Linked DNA regions of Homo sapiens: region 2 is linked to region 1. A link is a loop called in an ENCODE intact Hi-C map of the cell type or tissue named here. Cell type or tissue: adrenal gland. All regions are shown on one strand. Each heading gives the region's core, and the rest is flanking DNA. Links, peaks and the distances in the headings are about the cores only. Region 1 overlaps NEK7 (NIMA related kinase 7). Region 2 overlaps NEK7 (NIMA related kinase 7).

What was found. A loop is a pair of places that touch in the nucleus more often than their neighbours do. Peaks named below come from ENCODE experiments on the same cell type or tissue, not always from the same donor. Only the 100,000 strongest peaks of a DNase experiment are listed, where the experiment ranks them.
Region 2: it touches region 1 in a loop (2.2-fold over the local background); 12 of 110 quality-filtered maps call a loop at or near these places.

Annotation. Positions count from the first base shown.
Region 1 is chr1:198,173,681-198,176,613 of GRCh38, forward strand. All of the region lies in intron 1 of NEK7 (NIMA related kinase 7), which reads left to right. Among named protein-coding and RNA genes, the nearest start is that of NEK7, 18 kb to the left of the region's middle. RefSeq lists a silencer at 2,245-2,304. In adrenal gland, for the core only: no CTCF peak of the experiment used is centred there; no DNase peak of the experiment used is centred there; H3K27ac peaks cover 1,146 bases.
Region 2 is chr1:198,263,618-198,266,550 of GRCh38, forward strand. NEK7 (NIMA related kinase 7) reads left to right here. Exons shown (of 10, transcript NM_133494.3): 5 at 508-618. Among named protein-coding and RNA genes, the nearest start is that of NEK7, 110 kb to the left of the region's middle. RefSeq lists a silencer at 1,402-1,696. In adrenal gland, for the core only: no CTCF peak of the experiment used is centred there; no DNase peak of the experiment used is centred there.

The DNA.
Region 1 (2,933 bases), core at 275-2,774:
TTCTGAAAACAAAATTTAACTGCTGTCAATTATATAATTTCATTTTGAAAGCCTATAGTCAGTATTAATTAGATTTTCATTTATTTGGTCATATTTTTATATAAAAAACTTTATAATTAAAGTTTTTTTTATAGAACATCGTAGATAGCTTTATCAGCATAACATTATGTTATTCCTGCTTTTAATTTTTCTTATTCTTTGGATAGTATTTCCATAAAGTCATAGTTTTACATGTAAGTGTGCCAGAGAAAGTACATTTGTTTCTAGTATATGTTTATGTTTGTTAAAAGACATTCACACAGAGTTTGGCATGATTTTATAGTCTGTGCTCAAAAGAGCAAGAGAGAAATTGCAAGATAGTGCAGGTCAGAATTGAAATAATTTGGCAGAGTTTGGTGAGAAAGCTTGCTTAGCAGCTGCCTAGGTTAACTTTGCACCATCCATTCAAAGCATAGTTCAGTTCTGAGATATAAAAATATATAACCAATTAAATTTAGTTTCCCAGAGGTAAATTTTAAAATGTAAAATATAACTTTGATTTACCTTGTAAGTACATTGAAACATCTTGTTATTAAGTACAAGGATAGTTTTATATTTATGAGGCAGTGGCTTTTATATACTTCCTTTTTTCCTTCCTTTCTTAATTTTACGTTTTTGAAATCTTAATTTGCATTGACGTTTATGCTTGGTAAAAAAAAAAATCTCAAAGGTACAAGTATTATGCTTCGTTTCTTGTGTACGTGGGGAGGTGGGTAGGAGGGGGAGGAAGGCAGTGAGTTTTCCAAGAAGTAAAGTAACAGACTAAATTTCTGTTGCTAAACATCGATTGTGTCCTACTAACCTAATTATACATTAAATAGACTCTTGTTATGACTAACTCAGGTCCTAAGAATGCAGTCAGGGCCTAAGTGGGGCTTAGTGAAAAAGTTCATTGCAGAGGACATCAGAAGACCTGAGCTAGAGTCAGTCATTGCTTTACCACTGAGATCAGGGCCTCAGTTTCCTTGTCCAGTTTTCAGCAGCATCAAGAGGAATAATGGATAGGAAAGCATTGTGTTTTTTTTTGTTTTTGTTTTTTGTTGTTTTTTTTGGGGGGGGACAGGGTCTTGCTCTGTCACCCAGGCTGGAGCATTGTGGCAGGATCATGGCTCACTGCAGCCTCAACCTCCTGGGCTCAAGTGATCCTCCCACCTTACTGACCAAGTAGCTAGGACCACAGGTGTGAACCACCTTACTGGGCTAATATTTTAATTTTTTGTACAGATGGGGGTCTCATTGTGTTGTTTAGGCTGGTCTCAAACTCTGAGACTCAAGTGAGCCTCCCACCGTGGCTTCCCAAAGTTCTAGGATTACAGGCATGAGGCACTGTACCGTGCCTGTTAGGAAAGCTTTTAAAACTACTTTATGGTTTATTGTAAACTGTAGTATGTAAATAAGAGAGGATTTTGAAAGTTCAGGAATAATCAATGCATAGAACAGTGTCTGTAATAGAGTAGGTATGCAAAAAATATTTGTTAAATGAATAAATATGAGCAGTTGATAAGTCTTTCTATAAGGATTAAATGTAAAACCATGTGTTAATTTTGAAAATTCCATTAAATTTTTCTTTTATTTAAATGTGTTTTTCATTTTTTGTGTGTGATTTTTCTGTTATTGAGTACTTGTTACAGACCAAAGGCTTTTAAAAACAAATGACCTTACCATAAATAATTCATACTAATGAAAGTATTTCCAAGTACTAGCCTGTATTCCATAAGGCCTTATCAACTTCGTTATGATAAAATTCATACTATGAATTATTTAGTACAAGGAATTCAGTAGAATGTTTTTTAAATCTGGTTTTGAAGATGGGGCCAAGCTATTTATCTTAGCTCTTTAAATCAGTTTGGTTGTCATGATTTTTCTAGTATTACAGCTGAATGATTAGCTTAGTGAGCATGTGCTTTTGCCAGACTTTAGTTGTTGCTATGTGACTAACTGAATGACATATAAAAACATGAGGGGAATTTGTAATAGCATTCTGTGTCCACAGTTAACCTAAACAAATACAAAGTCTATCAAAAGCTTTTTGGACATACTTTAAAAGGGCCGAATAAGTATCATTTGTCTTTCACATGCTTGTAGGGAAACTCTTCGGTAAAGATAAGCAGAAGAAATAATACTATCTTGCATTTGTGTGCTGCTTAAAACTCTTGAGAACTGTTCTTCCAGCCATTCTTTTACAGTAGAAAGTGCCCTGATTTGATTTGTTGTTTCAGAGATAATGATGTGAGACCTTGCTCTGTCTTCTCATGCTATGTACTCATTATGAACCTTCCTTTAGAGGGGAGGGAACTGAGACACAGGGCGGATATGTTGTCTTTAATCGAAAGCAGGTGCTCATGTGAATTTAAACTAAGGTTTCCTGATGGTTAGACCTGTAGTCTTTTAATCTCTTGTTTTGTTTTCTAACTGTGTTTAGTTATTCAACAAATATTTATTGGATCTTCATGTGTGCCGAAGGTATAAAAATGAAGAGCAAATAGATTCAGCCCTTGAGTAGTAGTTGCTAATACATAGGTAATGGGTAGGGCCTAAGGTGGACAGACAACTGATTCATTTAAATACATGAGACAAATGCTTAAAATACGTATTTTAAAAAAGGCTACCTGAGTACCAAGCAAGGTTGACCAGGCTGACTAGCTGGGTTGAGTATTTCAGTATGATGCCATTGTCTGTGTCAGAGGCACATAGGTATTAAATAACTTGGCATTTGGAGGAAGTATAAGTGGTTCACATTAAGGCCAGAGTATGGTACTTATGTGGGGGAAAGTAGCTGGCAAGTAAGGAGTGAGGTTGAGGAGATTATGTTTTATTCATTAAAGAGTTTTAAGCAGGCTTATGACATAGATTTTCATCTTAGATTTATCATATATATATATATATAATGGGTA
Region 2 (2,933 bases), core at 162-2,661, 90 kb after region 1:
TCCTGTATGTTATTTGATATAAAAGCAATAGTTAGATATAGTATAGTAGGTACCAGCTGTGTTTTGTCTACTAGCTGGAGTTATTCTAGGACCAACCATAACTTCCAAGTAGGAGTAAAAAGGGATACTTTATTTATCATTGAGTGTTCCTAAATGAAAGTTCTCATTTTGAGGATGTAATTTTTAGCAGTTGGCGACCTAATTCTATCATTTACTTCTTGCATCTGTTGATATGCTTATTGGGCATAGCAGTACTTTTAAATTAAGATTTAAACGTAAAATATATTCTTTCTAATAAAGAATATTAAGATAAATTAATTTATACCTAGTTTTACTTTTAATAATTGTAATATTTGTTTCACAATTCACTAAAGAAAAGTATACTGTCATGTTAAGATTTCTGTAATTTAAAAAATACGGTGAAGTTTGTTCTTAAGTACAAAACTATAAGTGACTCTTGGATATTTACAGTAAGAAAACTTTCTGATGCCTGTTTTATTTTCTCAGCAACTCAACCATCCAAATGTAATAAAATATTATGCATCATTCATTGAAGATAATGAACTAAACATAGTTTTGGAACTAGCAGATGCTGGCGACCTATCCAGAATGATCAAGGTAAGTTTTGAAAAAATTGTCTTAATGTTTTGTTTTGTTTTTTTTTCTAATAGAATTGTCTGTTAAACACATAGGGATATTAGATATTTTAAACTAAAGACCTCAATGCAAAGCTTATCTGATAGATATGTAACAAATAGTAGATGGTTAGTGATCATAATTCTGAAACTGGTTTACTTGGTGATGTTTACACTGATCAGCTTAAATATCTAAACACCCCAAAACCAACTTGGAAAGAGGCCAAGATACTTGTCTTCTGTAAGTTGAGTTAAAGTTTTGCTGTTTGATTCTCTGAGCAGACCATGCTTGATCCTGTGTCTCTGGACATGAGTAAAAGGAGGTAGAAAGAGACTCTAGAGCAGCTTGACCTGTTTCTTGGGGGGGAATCCATCAAAGAAAGTGGGATTTGCAGTCAGACCTTGGATATCAACCCCACATAAAAGTTGTTTAACCTTCTTTTCTAAGGGCATATTAATTCATAATTAATATAATTAAGTTGTTTAACCTTCTTTTCTAAGGGCATATTAATTGGGTTTAAGTTCAGCTGCAATTAATAGAAACCCTTAAATAATAGTAGCTTAAAAACTGTTTGTCCTTGGGCCAGTTACTTCTCTGTGTCACATTTTCTAAAAAACACAGTAATAATAGAACCTACTTTATAGGATTGTTGTAATGATTGAATTAATTAGTATTTATTAAGAGCTTAGAAGAATGCCTCACACATTGTAAGGCTATGTAAATGTATCTGCTGCTGCTATTATTATTGTTATTGTTATTATTTCTCTGTCACATAAAAGTCTGGGGCTAGTATGGTAGCTCTGCTCTATCAAGAGTATTTTAGAGACCCAGCCTATTTCTAGCTTATCAAGTCACACTAGGCTTGAAGGGACAAAGAGTACATGCTGGCTTTATCTTAAAGCACATTCCTGAGTGCTGCCTGTCACACAACATTTTCAACTTCATTCCCTTGGCCAGAATGTACTCTCATGAACCTATCTAGCTGCAAGGAAGGCTGGAAAAGAAAGTCTTCATTCAGCTGGCCATATGCCCAGCTAAACTTCTGTTACTATGGAAGACAAGTTGAACCATCTAGAAACAAACAAGAATAACCGAATGAGAAAAACAAAAGCTATTTATTTGAGCTTGCTGTAGCAAGGGAGTCAGCCAGTCATCACTTGCATCTTGGCAGAGAATTAAAAGCAAGCAAAGGAATGAAAGGTTCATAGAGGGAAGAAAAGGGAAGCCTTTGGGTATGCCCTGATGGGAGGCTGCTGACATAGAGAAGCTATAGACCGGCTGACTAGAAACAGGACGTCCTTGTGATTGGTTAGGAGTACATATTTGGCTTTCTCTGGTTGGTCCTAGTTAGAGGCAGAGACAAAATTAGGGAAGCTGTCAGTTATTAATCAATTGTTATAGAAGTTACTGTTTAGCTTCCTAGATTGTCACTAGAGGTAGCAGTCTGGCTTCCTGCAAGTCTAACTTATAGCACGCTGGCTTCCTGCATTGTTTAGTGTAGATAAAGAGTTGATTTCCTGGGCAGGTAGGAAAGATTGATATGTGGTTGGATATATGTACATACATTAGTACATATGCCTTTAAATAGATGGATGGATATGTGTACATACATTAGTACATATGTCTTTAAAAAGTATACATATAAACATACTATATATTATGTTACTTAACCATCATAATAAAACTATATGACAGGTATTACTGACCCAATTTTATTTATATGGTCCTTCCTTTTTCTCCCTCACTCCCATGTCCCAGAAATAACCTCTAACCTTTACGTGCACAAAACCTTCCCAACTTTACTTACTATCTTTATACCCATTTAAATATAAGAATATATACTAATACATTTATTCTTTCTCAGACACATCACGATTTATTTTATTACTTTGTTAATAATTGGATTGTTTTCATTTTTTATTCTTACAGAGAAATCTCAAGTACAAAGCCTTATCTACATCAATACAACTATATCTATACATACTCTATTGTCTATTTCTATTACATAGATTCATATAAACATTGCCGAGTAAGAGTATGCACATTTTAAATGATAATAGCTATTGCCAAATTAGTCCCTTAAATAGTTAGTACCAATTTGTAGCTTTTAAAAAATAGCTCTAGATTTTATTTTTTCATTTATTAGACATTTACTATGTGCCAGGTGCATGGTTCATGGCTTTTTGGAACTCATCATCCAGTGGGAGAAACAGGCATTTGACTAATACTAATATAAAACTATATACCTGCAGTTGTAATGAGTTATATAAAGGAAAAGTGTGGGTTATAAGGGATGA